5 separate regions of the Homo sapiens genome follow, and all the other regions are linked to region 2. Evidence: chromatin contacts called from ENCODE Hi-C or POLR2A ChIA-PET data. All regions are on one chromosome and are shown on one strand. Each heading gives the region's core, a stretch centred on a gene start or an enhancer-like site at or near the end of the contact. The rest is flanking DNA. Distances are from core to core; before and after follow the strand shown. Region 1 overlaps CDC42EP4 (CDC42 effector protein 4). Region 2 overlaps LINC00673 (long intergenic non-protein coding RNA 673). Region 3 has its middle 220 kb from the start of CASC17. Region 4 holds the start of MTNAP1 (mitochondrial nucleoid associated protein 1). Region 5 holds the start of SSTR2 (somatostatin receptor 2).

What was found. Hi-C counts contacts between places; a loop is a spot of excess contacts on that map. ChIA-PET counts read pairs that join two places held with the same protein, here RNA polymerase II (POLR2A). Pooled maps may share reads with other maps.
Region 1: a loop to region 2 is called in a pooled map, with 4 times the contacts of the local background. The contact joins two enhancer-like sites. A Hi-C loop is called at or near these places in 4 of 37 single-sample maps with no recorded cell type and 4 of 50 pooled maps.
Region 3: a loop to region 2 is called in a map of PC-9, with 24 times the contacts of the local background. The contact joins two enhancer-like sites. A Hi-C loop is called at or near these places in 1 of 168 maps with a recorded cell type or tissue (PC-9) and 2 of 50 pooled maps. POLR2A ChIA-PET finds 5 or more read pairs at or near these places in 1 of 52 experiments (AG04450).
Region 4: a loop to region 2 is called in a map with no recorded cell type, with 10 times the contacts of the local background. The contact joins the promoter of MTNAP1 here to the enhancer-like site in region 2. A Hi-C loop is called at or near these places in 8 of 37 single-sample maps with no recorded cell type and 5 of 50 pooled maps.
Region 5: a loop to region 2 is called in a map with no recorded cell type, with 10 times the contacts of the local background. The contact joins the promoter of SSTR2 here to the enhancer-like site in region 2. A Hi-C loop is called at or near these places in 9 of 37 single-sample maps with no recorded cell type and 5 of 50 pooled maps.

What each region holds. Positions count from the first base shown.
Region 1 is chr17:73,282,509-73,285,517 of GRCh38, forward strand. It overlaps CDC42EP4 (CDC42 effector protein 4), which reads right to left. Exons shown (of 2, transcript NM_012121.5): 2 at 1,116-3,009. The coding sequence ends at 2,922. Among named protein-coding and RNA genes, the nearest start is that of CPSF4L, 22 kb to the left of the region's middle. RefSeq lists an enhancer at 2,239-2,795. Within about 2 kb of position 1,402, at least 10 of the 41 ENCODE cell types and tissues checked have a DNase peak (open chromatin) inside an H3K27ac peak, as active enhancers do.
Region 2 is chr17:72,419,812-72,422,628 of GRCh38, forward strand. It overlaps LINC00673 (long intergenic non-protein coding RNA 673), which reads right to left. Exons shown (of 4, transcript NR_152516.1): 3 at 889-1,255. Among named protein-coding and RNA genes, the nearest start is that of LINC02003, 78 kb to the left of the region's middle. RefSeq lists enhancers at 1,136-2,335, 1,726-1,785, 1,836-1,965, 2,579-2,817. Within about 2 kb of position 1,525, at least 15 of the 41 ENCODE cell types and tissues checked have a DNase peak (open chromatin) inside an H3K27ac peak, as active enhancers do; they include PC-9, where a contact is called at or near this core.
Region 3 is chr17:71,422,831-71,425,581 of GRCh38, forward strand. No RefSeq gene overlaps it. Among named protein-coding and RNA genes, the nearest start is that of CASC17, 220 kb to the left of the region's middle. Within about 2 kb of position 1,406, at least 5 of the 41 ENCODE cell types and tissues checked have a DNase peak (open chromatin) inside an H3K27ac peak, as active enhancers do; they include PC-9, where a contact is called at or near this core.
Region 4 is chr17:73,231,183-73,234,181 of GRCh38, forward strand. It overlaps MTNAP1 (mitochondrial nucleoid associated protein 1), which reads left to right and starts at 1,251. Exons shown (of 6, transcript NM_001351264.2): 1 at 1,251-1,307; 2 at 2,038-2,143. It overlaps VCF1 (VCP nuclear cofactor family member 1), which reads right to left and starts at 1,212. Exons shown (of 4, transcript NM_001098832.2): 1 at 904-1,212. The coding sequence starts at 1,124. RefSeq lists an enhancer at 1-705.
Region 5 is chr17:73,163,610-73,166,309 of GRCh38, forward strand. SSTR2 (somatostatin receptor 2) reads left to right here and starts at 1,401. Exons shown (of 2, transcript NM_001050.3): 1 at 1,401-1,679. RefSeq lists an enhancer at 526-775 and a silencer at 1,316-1,655.

The sequences.
Region 1 (3,009 bases), core at 152-2,651, 860 kb after region 2:
GGGAAGGAGGTGGTAGGGCAGGGGCAGGGCAGTGGGTTCAGGGGCCACTAGACCCTCACCCCCTGACTTTATATCCCGAGGTTTTGATGTGCCCAGGAGTGGTGGGGTGAGAAGGGCAGGAGTTTTGAATGAATTCTGGGCATTAGAGAAGGCGGCCTCGAGGCTTATCTGATCATCTTTCTCCATCTGGAAAATGGGGATGTGGAGCTTCTATCTCCCTGAGAAGTGAGGTTGAACTGAGGACCTGCCACTTGTAAGCTGATTTTCCAGGCTTAACGGTAAAAGGGGAAAGAGGAGGTGGTAGCCCCGCTCCCAGCATCATGCAGAAACTGCCTTCAGGGCCAGCCACTTTCTGGTGGTGACAGTTCCGTGCACCAGGACACCAGGGGGCTGGGGAGAACACAGTCACTCTCATCCTAATCACAACTGTATAAAAAGCCCATGTCGACCGGCACGGTGGCTCACACCTGTAATCCCAGCATTTTGGGAAGCCAAGGTGGGCGGATCACTTGAGGTCAGGAGTTGGAGACCAACCTGGCCAACATGGTGAAACCCAGTATCTACTAAAAATACAAAAATTAGCTGGGTGTAGTGGCGCACGCCTGTAATCCTAGCTAGTTGGGAGGCTGAGGCAGGAGAATCGCTTGCACCTAGGAAGCGGAGGTTGCAGTGAGCTGAGATCACACCCCTGCACTCCAACCTGGGCGACAGAGTGAGACTCCATCTCAAAAAAAACAAAACAACAACAACAAAAAAAAAAAACAAAAAAAAACAAAAAACCAACCCCCTCCCCCACAAAAAGCCCATGTCACTGTTTCTGTGCCTCAACCCTCTAAGAGTGGCAGGATACCCATTTTACAGAGCAGGAGAGGGAGGCACAGAACAGCTAAGCGACCAAGTGCCAAGGGCTTCCAAGAGATGGCAGTTAGGGACACCTGAGTCCCCAGACTCTGAAGGGGCCTGCCCAGGCAGACAGCATCGCAGGAAGGGCGGGTCCTCACGGACAGAGAGACAGAAGCCACCTCAGGCCCCCCTGGACAGCTCTAGGACCTGGGTCCAGACCCCACCCCCATCCTGAAATAGCCCTCCCAAAAAGCAGAGACAGACACCAGGCGTGCTTTAGGGCTTTTTTTTTAATGTTTCCTCACTGTTTTGACAATATCATGAAAAAAATCAGTTTAGAATCTGGAATTGGCCTGGACGGGATTCGAGGGCAGCTGGCGGGGGCTGCATAGCCCCTGAGGTTCCTCCCCCACCATGGGACCTAAGCTATTGGAAACAGGAGCACCAACAGGGCACCGAACCTGGAACTAAGTTAGTGTCTAGAGTCAGGCAAGAGAGGAGAGTCAGGCAAGAGAGGAGGGGCCGGGCCACAGTCGCCATGGGGACGCCCCTGGCTGTGGTTGGTTCTGTGTCTCCCCCTCCCCTCACTGGCTACATGGAGACAGGGAGGTGGGTCAGGCTGTTCCCAGGACAGAAAAATAACCGGCAGTCAACCTCAGGGCTCATACCCGAGCTTCTGCTCAATCCCCTCGGGGACAGTTACAGGACTCAGAGAGAAACGTGAATTTCAGAAAAACAAATCATTTTTCACATAAGTGTTCCAAATATTGCGTGGGGCATATTAATGCTAGAAAATTATCTTTTGTTTACCTGAAATTTGCGTTTAACTCAGCACTCTGTTTTGGTTTTGCTAAATCTGGCCAACCCTGGCCTCAAAAGTCGGTGGGGGGAGGCCTGAGAAAAGAAAGGGAAGTAGTCAGTACTGAGGGTATTGAGGGGAGGGAGGGAATAACTCAGCCAAAAAGAAAAAAAAGGCTTTCCCCCCATAGGAATGATATATTATTTAAAAAAAAAATCGTTCTCCAAAAATATTCTGCACTGGCCTTCCTCAGTTGTTAATAGCTATGGGAGGTGCGTAGGGAAAACACACACACCAGACACCCACCCCATGTCATTCTAAATAAAGTTGGGAAGCACTAAAGTTGAGCTGGTGTCTTTGCCACGGATGTCCCCAGACTCCAGTCCGCTAATCGCCACCAGACTCCAGTCCGCTAATCGCCACTGTGAATTTTGAAGAGGAGGCTTAGTATAAAGGTTTTCTAAAAGGATTGATTCTCATTCTGAGGCAGACCTATTAACACCATCCTGATATTGCTCTATAAGGATTTAAACACAATAATAAAGAACAAACAAGCCCCTAGGGACTGAGCGAGTGCCCTAGCCCTGTTCCTAGTGTCATCCTGGAAGGGTCCCTTCTTGCAATTCACGAAGCCTGGGGGGCTTTCCTTCCATTCTCCATCCTGTTCTCTTCCCCTGGAAAGGGCTGCGTTTAGTGCACATGCTCGCAGCTGGCCCCCCGTCCAGCTCAGCTCCAAGGGGCTCCAGATTTCCAGGGCAGGAGCTGGGGTGGGGCAGGGAGGGGCTGAGAGGCAAGACCGTCTCCCTCCTGCTGCAGCTGCTTCCCCAGCAGCCACTGCTGGGCACAGCAGAAACGCCAGCAGAGAAAATGGGAGCCGAGAGTCCTTAGCCCTGGAGCTGAGGCTGCCTCTGGGCTGACCCGCTGGCTGTACGTGGCCAGAACTGGGGTTGGCATCTGGCATCCATTTGAGGCCAGGGTGGAGGAAAGGGAGGCCAACAGAGGAAAACCTATTCCTGCTGTGACAACACAGCCCTTGTCCCACGCAGCCTAAGTGCAGGGAGCATGATGAAGTCAGGCAGCCAGTCGGCACCCATGCCAGCCCCCTACGTCCTCCGAAGACCCGAGGGCCAGGCCAGTGTCCCTCATCTACAAGGTCCAGGGTCCATGGTCTGAATCAAGGGTCCTGGCTGCCCCTGCGCCGTAGGGTCAAAGGTCATAGTGGGGTGGGGGCAGGGAGAAGATGCAGCCAAGAGCTCCCGGTGGCCACCCACTGTCCGCCTCACACACGGATTTCATCCTCCTCCTCCTCATCCATGAAGGAGAACTCCTTGTCTGGCTGTCTTGAGACAGCAGCCCGGGCCCTGTCC
Region 2 (2,817 bases), core at 275-2,774:
GCAGTTGGAGGGTCCCTTGGCAAAACCTAAGAGATGGGGTTCTGGGATCTATTTTTGCGCCTGCCCAACCCACTAAGAAAGGGAGAGAAGGCAGAGGAGCTGCTCTCTGCAGCTGCCAAGGGCAGGCTGTCTGCTCATGCTGGAGCCCAGACAAAGCACACCCACCCGGTGGTGATTTATCAGCCGTGGGAGGCCCAAGAAGCTCTTAAGCCGCAGGTGGGTGCCTGTAAAGCCACCCTCCCTGGGGAGCACAGACCTCAGGCCTTGCTCTGCTGCTAATCACCATAAGCACCCCGGTGCCTCAACCCCGATCTGGGTGGCCCTTAACCACTCCCAAAGCCCTGTCACATGCTCAGTGATCTCAGCCGGCCTCACATAAACCCTGTCAAGTAAGCAGGACAGGTGTTGTTATTATTCCCACTTTACAGATGGGGAAAACTCTGGGGGAGCAGTTCGATGGCTTGCTCAGGGCCACCCAGGGAGCACATGTCCCAATTCCTCCCATAGACTAGGCAGGCAAGTGGCATCGCCACTCCCTCTGTGCTGCCTGCCAGCACTTGAGGGTTTTACAAAGGTGGCAACAAATACCAGGGATGTCTCTTCCCCCTGGGCCCTGGGTCCCTTTTTGGACACTGGGGAGCCTGACTCACTAAAACTCCTGTGTCTTTCTGTTCAATCATCCTCCCTCCTCCTGCTTGACAGTTTGGAAGTGGAGGGGCAGGGCCCTGGCAGGAGTAGACATAGCTTGTGCCCAGGCTGAGCCTCCCCCAGGAGCAGTAAAACATGCCTTTTGGGATCTGAGAGGAGAAGCTGCCCATTCTGTACTTTTCCAGACGTGGAGAAAGAAAGGAGAAGGCAGAGCAGATTTGAACTCCTGGCTCAACTCACCAGCCCTGTAGAGGTCCTCAGAGATGAGCCTTGTATTTCACTAAGCAGCCCCAGGAAGCGGTTTGGGGGACTTCAGAGCAGAATGGAGCAAGAGGAACACTGCCCTTGTTGGGGGCCGGAAGTCGGTGGGGTGTGAGTTAGTGATCCTCAGGTCAAGGGCCTCCACGGGAGGATGGGACCCCTGGACCCACATAACCCACGCTTCCCAAAGGCCTTCACTGCAGATTCGACGGAGCCGCAGGAACCAGGACTCAGGAGGTGGCACCTGCAGGGCCGGGAGGAGAGGGACATGCAAATGAGGCCAGGCCATCCACAGCCCACTCCTCCTGGAAGCCCAGAGTCTGGCTGGCAACTTGAACCTGATCTTCTAAACAGGACAAAAAAAGAAAAAAAAGTTGTGATTTCCCCTGACCAACCCATTTCTTTTTCCCCCTTCCCCAACCCCTGTGGAATTTGCACCCTCAAGAGGCACCTGGGGAGCCACCAGCAACTAAGAGTTCAAGGGGCTCCTCTGCATTTGGGGTCAGGCAGAGAGGAGCCACAGCAAGGGAAGGTGAGTGGACAGTTGCAAGCTGTGAAAAGCCAAGTTGCCTCCAGGCATCTAGGCCTGCGTTTGGTTCCCATGACACTCTTACTGGCAGCGTTAATAACTAACCACGTCCCAGACAGGTGCTGGCGGCCTAGCCTTAGGAGTTCTTGTTCAGGGCTGGAAATGAGTCACTTCCCTTTTATAGTTTGCTAGGAGACTGAGTCACCCAGGGGCCGACCCTTTCACACAAGTTCTCACACCCTGGCCAACTAATATCCATGTTCATACCCTAGACCTACCCATCTACCAGGTCAGCCAGGCCCAGTGGGGCTGACCCTCATGGTCTATGTCAAACAGCATCCCCAGGAGTGACCCAGTCCCTGCCTTTTCCCTTTGTCCCCCTACTCTCTCAATGGAGATGGCCCACTCACTGTCCCAAGAGGCAGCTCCTGCCTGGGCAGCTGTCTGAGAAGGACAGAGTCTGACAGGTAGGCGCCCATGCCCAAGGCCCAGTTAGATCCACCTCATCTTTGACCTTACTCTAAACATTGCTCTCATACGTCCTCAATCCTCTGTTTGGAAACCAAAAACACCAGAAGTGGAAAGTTCCAGAGCTGATGAACTAAAGGACAAAACTGCGATGCAGCAAGTCAGCTTCAACCCTCTCGGGAAGGGCAGAGGCTGAAAGCAGGTAAACTGAGGCCTGTGACTGTTAATACACTCCCCTACTTCAGGAGTCAGGTGGGAGGCAGGAGAGGTAGGTCATCGAGTCCAAGGCTCTGAGCACCCACATTCGTCAGGTGGCTCTGGTGTCAGTCTCTCAGGACTAATCTCCTGATAGACAACAAATAAACATCATTAGAGAAAACAAGCTCATATGCATTTTTCAGTAACCCTTCTTTCCCCACTCTCGTATGGCCTCTCTTATGTTTGCCAGCAGGTGGGTACCCATGCCCAAGACCCAGTGACATCCATCTCACCTTTGACCTTTACCCTAAACATTGCTCTCATAACTCCTCAACCCAAGGGGTGCATTTGGTCTTTTTTAATTTAAAAAATTAATTTTTCTTAATTAAAAAAGAGTGTATGTAAGAGAAAAAGAAATAATGAAACTAAAAAACAGGAGGTTAAAAAAAAAAAAACCTCCCCGAAATAGTTTGGGGATTTACTTTTTTTTTTTTAATCCTCAGAAAGTCCCTCTTGCTACCTGGTTTCTAAAACAGACAATCAACAGAGATGACATCAGATTAAACAGCACTGGGTGTCTCACTGCCAGGGGCTCCAGGCAGGTGTGAGACTGACAGGTTGAGAAAAGATGACACTATTTCTTCCCTTAGAAGATGAAAACCAAGGAGGAGAAATGACAGCAGAGGCTGAGCCCCGGGTGTGGTGGGAAACGT
Region 3 (2,751 bases), core at 156-2,655, 1.0 Mb before region 2:
TGTCTCTACTAAAAATACAAAAAATTAGCCGGGCGTGGTAGCAGGCGCCTGTAGTCCCAGCTACCGGGGAGGCTGAGACAGGAGAATGGCGTGAACCTGGAAGGCGGAGCTTGCAGTGAGCTGAGACCGCGCCACTGCACTCCAGCCTGGGTGACAGAGCAAGACTCCACCTCAAAAAAAAAAAAAAAAAAAAAAAAAAAAACACAGAAAATGCTCACATACTCTAATAATTAGAAAGATACAAAATAGCACAAGATATCACTTCACACTTCTTAGACTGAAAAATAAAATAAAAGGTCTAGTAATACTTATTACTGGAGATGATATGAGGGAAATCACAGCACTCACACACCATTTTGAGGGGAAAATTAGTGCATTAACTAAAAGAACAATTTGCTCTTTTCCCTCCAGGAATCCTCTCTCAAATGTCTTTTGACTTAACTCCTCAGGAATCATCTTCTAAGACGTTCTCACTCATCTCCCAGATGATATTTGCATTATAAAGTCCACCTGCAACTTTTGTGCATTTTAACCTCTACCTTCAGCCAGGATGGACATCAAAATGATTTTAAAATCACCACGAAATTTCATAATCCATGAAAGGATACTCATTTCCTTACATTCTATTGCATTAACTGTTTTGCAATTTTGTGGAAATCTATTTCAGACTTAAGCATACATCCAAGGATCAGTTATTGCACATAAAGCACAGACCACCTCAGTGGCAAACTCACTTTGGCTGGCAACGAAAGCAGATATGTAAAATGCTGCCTTCTCCATAGGAATAAGGGAATGAGCGGGAATCCCCCAAATCCTCTGCGCACATAAGGTTCACTTGGTGCGGCTCTTTAACTTCTATTTTATAACTAACCCACGTGGAAAGATTTTTTCCACATTGAAATCAAGATGGGCGGGATTGGTTTTGTTTTAACTAGTTTTCCTTCATATGTGAGATTTCTAGCATATAGCCTGAGAAGTCGGGGGCAATGAAATGCATATAGTGTAGAAAAGGGATATAAAAATTTCTTGTTTTAAATTTTTTTCCCATGTCTGTAAACACTCCATTTCACCTGGCAGAAAAGTTGTTCATGACCGAAGGCTCCTAGGCAAAACAGGTTTGGACCCAAAGGAAATAAAGAGAACTCTTGTCTTTCCTGTCATGCAGAGTGATTTTATATGCACTAACCCAGTGACTGAGAAGAGGAAGATTCTGTCCCTAAGGTGGCCTGTCCCGGCTGGGGCAGGTGCAACTTGCAGGGTAAATCCCAGAGGACCCAGCTATGGCCTTCATTCTCAGCAGACACTGCTTTTGCAATCACTTTTTATCTGTGAATCCTTGCTGGAGAAATAAGAACAGTCTACAGCTTCCTGTGTGATTTGCCACTTCTCCTTGTGGACGACAGTCATGTCTGCAATATGCGCTGATTTTATCAGGAGATGTATTTAAAGGCTAGTGGTTAATGCTGTATTAACATGTGATGGGGTAAAGGAAATAGGGTGCAATTTTTCTGCCTTAGTCACTCTCCCAGGCATAAGATAGAGTAACACAGGTGTGTCTGATCTCCCCAGGGGGTTGATTATCTCACAATAACCACATCCTCTGTAATTCGCTTACTACTATTTTTTTTTCCCAGGATCAGATACAAAGAAGTGATTTAGGTGATTGGATTGACTGACAAAAAACTGTCAGCCAGTCTGCACCATGACATTTTAAAGGATAATATCTACTTTCTGCAGGTTCAGCCACCAATAGGCTAGTGTCAGTGTCAGCAAATTAAAGGCTTCCTGGACCAACTGGGCTTCTGCAAAAACGTTTATGTTTACATTTCCAATGCCCTTTTCATAGGCAATTCAAAACCTAAAACCTAAAAGTTTTCACTACTCTTAAGAGAAATAAAGGGCAGGGAGTTGGCATCAATCCCCACCTGAGAAACACACTATTGTTTGCCAGTGCTTTATGATGGATTTGAGGGAGGTCAGCTGCTATTCCTAGATTAATCTAGCGAATCAAATGCAGTAACGATTTCTCTCTTACATTCTGACTGAGACAGAGAAAACCTAAGTCCAGAAGGTTGTAATCAAGAGATAAGTGACTTAGGGGATAATTTCATATCTGACTCTCAGATACAGTGATTGTCAATATTTCAATTTCATTGAATTCAATTTAAGAGATCACAATAATGTTTATCTCATTTGGACTGAGCACTTTTGGAAGTCTATTCATTAGTATAATGCTCAATAGTCTTTTGGAAAACAAAATTAAATAGAGAATTATGGAGAAATGAGTACTAATTTAGCTAAAGATTGGTTTCCATCTGATGTAAGAGGGTGACATGAATGAACTTCTGGTTACAGTCATCCTTAAATGCAAAAGGGTGAAGTTGTATAATGCTTCCTTGTTCTTTTAGGTGGATACAAAGTACCTTACATTTTAAATAAACTGTTGTCTTCTATATAAATGCTCTATTTTTCTTTTGATTTAATGGTCCCTAATCATTGAGTTCTTGTTTTCATCTTTAAAACTTAAGGGTCTATGAATGTTTTGGAGACATATTCTGTAATAAACTTTAAGAGTCAAGGATGCATTGGTGAAGCAAAATCTCTGCTCACATCAATTCAATATCTTATTCTAGTCAGTCAAGTGTTAGCCTTGGGTTCAAGGTAGGTTGCTGCCTTAGCAGTGGGTACCAGGGCTTTTACGATGGCAATTCTGTGCAACACCAAAATGTCATGACTGCAAACTCATTTCCT
Region 4 (2,999 bases), core at 1-2,500, 810 kb after region 2:
TAAACTCAGAATACTTTTGAGAACTTCAATCACATGAAATAATTATTTCAGAGAAGGATCCTTGTGGAAAGACCGTAACAGGAAGAGCATTCTGAGGTAACCTTTCCCAACTTTCTCCTCCACACATTCTTGCAGAGGAAATTAAGAGAGAGAAAAAAATTAAGAAATCCCAACTTAGTCCGGACTCTAGTAGTACATGTCAAGCACAGAACCCCTAATTTAAGACCCGCGTCCCGAGGCCAGGCTCCCTCGGGAAGGTAGCGAGTGCATCGCGATAAAATCTTTCCTCCCGCCTTCGGAGTCAAACGGCCCCGCAATCCAAACAGTTTAGAATCCAGCTTGTTCTTAATGCCACAGTCAAGAGAAGATCCATAACCCGCCTTGGTCATCTGCCCTTCTGTGTTCACAACCGTTCAGGGCACAAGTTCTTCGGTCTAACCGAATCTTTCCCTGCTGCGGGGTTAAGCCCAACCTTTCTTTCTGACCTTGGGGAGCCGGCAGCTCCCCGCCCGGTGCCCTCACAAAAGCCTTTGGGGGCTCCCTCTCCAAGATGAGACGTTTATCCCATCCCCCCACCCTCCTAAATTTAGGACAGGAAAGCTTTAGGGCCACCGTCTCTCTTCCGGGACCGATCACACTTCGTTCCAAATAGGAAAAGACAGGGGGGAAAAAAGATGGAGGGGCGGGAGACCTGGACCCCGGAGAGTCACCTTCCAGCTACCCACAGGAACCAAGCATCCGATCACTCGCGCATCCCTCTCCCCTCCTCCCCCGGCCCGCAGTGCACCCCACAGGGAGCCCCGCCGGGTCCACTCTTGCTCCGACCCCCATTTCGCGCGCCCCCTCGGCTCTATCTCCCAGATCCTCAGGCGACGAATGGAAAGGGGGTCCCTTCCCTCTCACCTGGGACGGAGGCGCTCGCTCATGGCAGCTGGCGGATGGAAGCTACGCGGCGCCGCTCCGCGAAGAGAGGGAACAGAGGGGGTTGTGTTTCGGCGGCCGCCACGCCCACCCCCTCGGGCCTTGGCTCTCGCAGCCGCTCGGGTGGACGCAGCCGGTGGCGAGTACCCCTCAGTCGGACCCGTACCACCACTACTTCCGGCGTCTGCTCCGCGCCCCCCCATGTCGCTGCCGCCGTGGTACCGCCCTCTCGCGGCTGCGCAGTGGCACCATCCCAACCGCACCGACTGGTAACCCCGCCCACGGGAAGAGGCGGGCTCGGAGCGGGAGGAGCGACTAGGAGCTTCTGGGAGAAAGGACCTCCCCTGGGGTGGCAGAAGCGCTCGCCTGTTCACAGCCAACGGAGGGTACGGTATAAAAGTCAAGCCAGGTTTCAAATAAATTCAATTATGTCATAATAATATCATACAAGTATTTGAGTTGAATCCGTGTAACATATTTTAAAACAGGCGGACCTATCCGGCAGTGGTGCAGACGGCCTGACGAGGTTCCTTGGCCGGGGGTTGGGCAGGGGCCTGGGGGGCTTCCCTGGGGGGCTTGTCGCCGGGGCCGCCTGGGCTTTCAGGTCTTCCGAGGTGAGGACGGTGCTCTGTGGGGAGCTTGCAAGGGCGGGTTTGTTTTCCGCGGCCCACGTTCTAAGTCTGGGGGAGACTCTCCTGAGCGGAGAGGGTAGGGAATCGGGTGCCGGGGCCGGCGGAGGGTCTTCCTGGAACCGCAGGAGGAAATCCTCGGTGGGGCTGCGGGAACGGCTGTCCCTGACCCAGGAGCTGCCGGGCCGACCCCATCCACTCCGCAGAATCAGAACAGCTGGCAGAATCAGAACAGCTTTCAGGGAAAGGAAGGGTGCGGGGAGGTGGGCAGGCTGGTAACGCAGCGGGAGGAGGGAAAGGCGGCTGGAGAGCGCCGGAGGTGAGGGTGAGGATTAGTGGAACTATTGAGGTCCTCCTTGAGCCCGGAGGCTGGGGAGGTCTTAACTCTCTGCTTTCCGGAACCTGTGTTTCTATTTGGTTCAGTATCGTGCCGCGTTTACTCACTGTGCATGCTGCCAAGTCACCTGTCTGATCGTGTCCTACACAGGCTGACATTCACGTTTCATTCTGCCACACTCGGGAACGGTGATCGGGGAAGCATGGGGATCCGGGAGAAGCACCCACAAAACTAGCATCCTCCTGGAGGAGCTCGGGTAAGAAAACAGACACCCACGTATAGACGTTATCGTGGGAATGTACCGGGATCTTTCAAGTAGGGTTGAGTGTGAGGTGGAGTGGAGGCAGAAACGTCTAGCAGGTGTCAAGCCCTTCCTAACGTTGTTAGCCGAAGGTCCATGGACTGGCTTCATTTGTGTGTATTATTGTAAACAAACAGTCTGTGGCTTTCATCCTGTTAGTGTGTACCTCCAAAGAAAGAAAGAATGATGGCTCACGCCTGTAATCCCAGCAGGCTGGGCGCGGTGGCTCACGCCTGTAGTCCCAGCACTTTGGGAGGCCGAGGCGGGTGGATCACCTGAGGTCAGGAGTTCAAGACCAGCCTGGCCAACATGGTGAAACCCCGTCTCTACTAAAAATACTAAAATTAGCTGGGCGTGGTGGCGCACGCCCTTAATCCCAGTAATCCCAGCCACGCGGGAGGCTGAGGCAGGAGAACCGTTTGAACCTGGGAGGCTGAGGTTGCTGTGAGCCGAGATCGCGCCACTGCACTCCAGCCTGAGTGATAGAGCAAGACTCCATCTCAAAAAAAAAAAGACCAAACAACAACAAAGTAAAAATGATTACTGTAATCTGTTGGCAGAAAACAGTTTTGTTTTGAAGGACTTCGTACAGGATAAGGTGGGTTGGTTGCTTTATTGAATGGATTGGTGAAGATTGTGTCTATTTTGTAAGTGGTTTCAGTCACCCTTTTTAATCTCTTTGGTAGTCAGAAGATATTATCAGTTGTAGTACTGAATAATATTTAAACGTTTATATCTAAAGAATTAAGTGAACAAATATTGTATGCCAGGCTCAGTGCTAGGTTTTTACATACAGCTGTGTGCAGGATAG
Region 5 (2,700 bases), core at 151-2,650, 740 kb after region 2:
TACTATTACCTCTCTGCCTCTCCCTCTTCCCACTGACGGTGAGCAGACACAGCCCTCTTCCAGTGAGCTAGCCACCCCAGCCCTTCCACTTGCATACACATGTCTAAAAGAGATGCTGGCTCCCAGATTGACTCCTGGAACTTAAGGCAATTGCAGCTCAATTTCCATCTCACCCTGAGCTCCAGGATGCCAAGATTTAAGCCCTATCATGACCAACGTCTCAGAGAGAGATGGAAACTCCTGATCCCCATCTCACAGTGGGTACCCCAAGATACAGCTTGGCCCAGATAGAAGAGAGAGCTGGCTGCTGCTGTACCTGGTGGTTGCTTTTCCATGTCACTCATCTATCTCTAAGGCTCACCCCACCTGCCACACAGCTTCTGGACTTTTACTTTTCCCTGGTGAATTGGAAATCAGATAATAGGATGGACAAATCAAGGCAGCTCAGCTCACAGAGAAAGCTAGTTGGGGTTTGCTTTCTGTTTTCACATCCTCTAAAACTGTACTGAGGATGGTGTGTGTGTGTGTGTGTGTGTGTGTGTGTGTGTATACCTATGTACTTGGAGGAGGGTGAGGAAGGGGAGGCTGCAGGATTGATTATGACTTATTAAACTATTGGAAAAGAGGCTGAATCATCACAGTCAAAAATAAACAGCTGCAACTCCATGCGACTCCCACTTCTTGCCTGCTCCCCTTTGCTCCCTCACAGCATGTAGGAGAGACTGTGCTGGGTCAGACCAGCAGGTGCTGACTGACGTGGCTACAGCAAGGGGACCACCTGTATGGCCGCTGCACCTCCAAGCTGTGGGACGCAGGGACAGCTGGGACCAGTCGACGTCCACTGGCCCTCTGATGGCTCCTAGGACTGAATCTTGGACTCCAGGTGCGGGTTTACACTCCCTGCGCTCATTGGGAACTGCATGGAGAAGCGCTATCCCCTGAGCCCTTTTTCTCCCTACTCTTAGCCTGGCCCTGCGCCCTGCGCCCGGGGCTGGCCCACGGTAAACACAGCTTTGCTAACTTGTTTGGCTAAGGAAATCACAGAGGTCCCGGTATAAGTCTGGGTCACCCCGGCCGCCACTCCAGCTGCCTAGAATATATGGGTGGAAGGGAATCGACTCTGTGAAATCAGAGGGAAAATAGCGCTTGTCCTTGCCATGAGTCTTGAGGAGACCGAAAACGCTTAACCTTTTACGCCCCCGCAGGCGGGTCCCCTCTCTCCCCGCTCCCCGGCTGTCTGTAAGCTCTGCCTGCGGCCACCCGCAGGCGTTTCAGCCGGTCTCACCCCTGTCCTTCTGCAGGACCCGGGAGGAGGGGTTGGGGGGGCGGAGCGAAGCCGCTGTGACGTAGCGGGAGGGGGGCGTGGGGAAATGTGCCGAGGGGCCCGGGCTGGCTGGGCCAGTCCCAGCGGCGCAGCCACCCATGCGCGCGCGCTCGCAAGACCACCAGCGCCCAGAGCCCCAGTCTGAGGCTTGGCGCCGGGGGTCTGCGGGCGAGGGGAGCTCTCTACGTGCGAGGGGCTAGCGGGAGCCGGCACAAGAGGGTCGAGGAGCCAGGAACCCCAAACGTCCGGCGCCAGGCGCTAGCCAAGCTGCTGCGCGCCCCGGCGCCCAGCTGGCTCGGGGACAGCCGCTGGGTGTCGGAGACCGGAGCTAGCGGATTGCAGCGGAAAAGCAAAGGTGAGGGGTGTGTGTGTGTGTGTGTGTGTGTGTGTGTGTGTGTGTGTGATAAGAGAGATGGAGGGAGCGAGAAGCGCACTTGGGCACCTGTGTGCATCTGCGCTGATGGTGGTGTGCCCATCCGAGTGCCTGAGCTTAGGTCCCGGTGCGTGATTCTCCGCTCTTGTGCCTTTTGGGGTGATTGTAGTAGGAATGAACGACAACGGGTACCCTTGCCTGAGTAAGGGGGCTGTGGGTAGAGTGTGCTGGAACGGACGTGTCCTCGCAGCCTCATGCCCGTGTGCGTGGCGTGTGCCCTTTAGCCCGAGATTTCAGGTAGCTGCGACGGGTGACAACTTCTCTCCCAGCCCCCTACAAAAGAGACCTGGCGCGAGGGGAGCGAGGCCGTGAGATGCCAGCTGGGGCTCCTGCGGGAGCGCACCCGGAGATCCGAGCCTGCCAGAGGCAGGCGGCGGGCGCAGAGCGGAGAAAGAGGGGCTTCTCTCCCTAGACGCTGAACGATCTAGGATCCGTCCCCGTCCCCCACCTCGGGACAGAAAGGACAGTTTGTCTAGGTTTGGAGAGAAAAAACCACTGCATAGGCCGTGCCCAAAAGCCGCTGGCCAAGTCCCCCAAGCGACTGTCTTCTGCGCCCCGATGTCTCTGTCCTCAGCGCCCCCCCCCCACACCCGGCACCCCTGCTGTGCGTTTCGATACTGGGCGTGCTGGCGCCACAATCTCCGCTCTTGCCTCGTCTTCCTGGAAATGGCACAGAGTTCTTTGGGAAACCCTTGCTCTGAGGATCAGCGAGTTGGATGGCCAGGAGGAGGACTTTCTGTGCCAGCCGGGAGCAACCGGCTCCGCGGTCCTGACACTCGCCCCTCCATTTCTCAACCCCGTAGGCCAGCACCGCCCCGGCTTTTCCCAGGCGCTCACGCGCCGCGGTGGCCCTCAGGGGCTTTTGTCACCCTGCCAGTGGGGGCTCTCGCTCTAGCCGCACAGAGACCAAGCCGGGTTCTGCAGGCCCTGAGGGAGGCGGGGG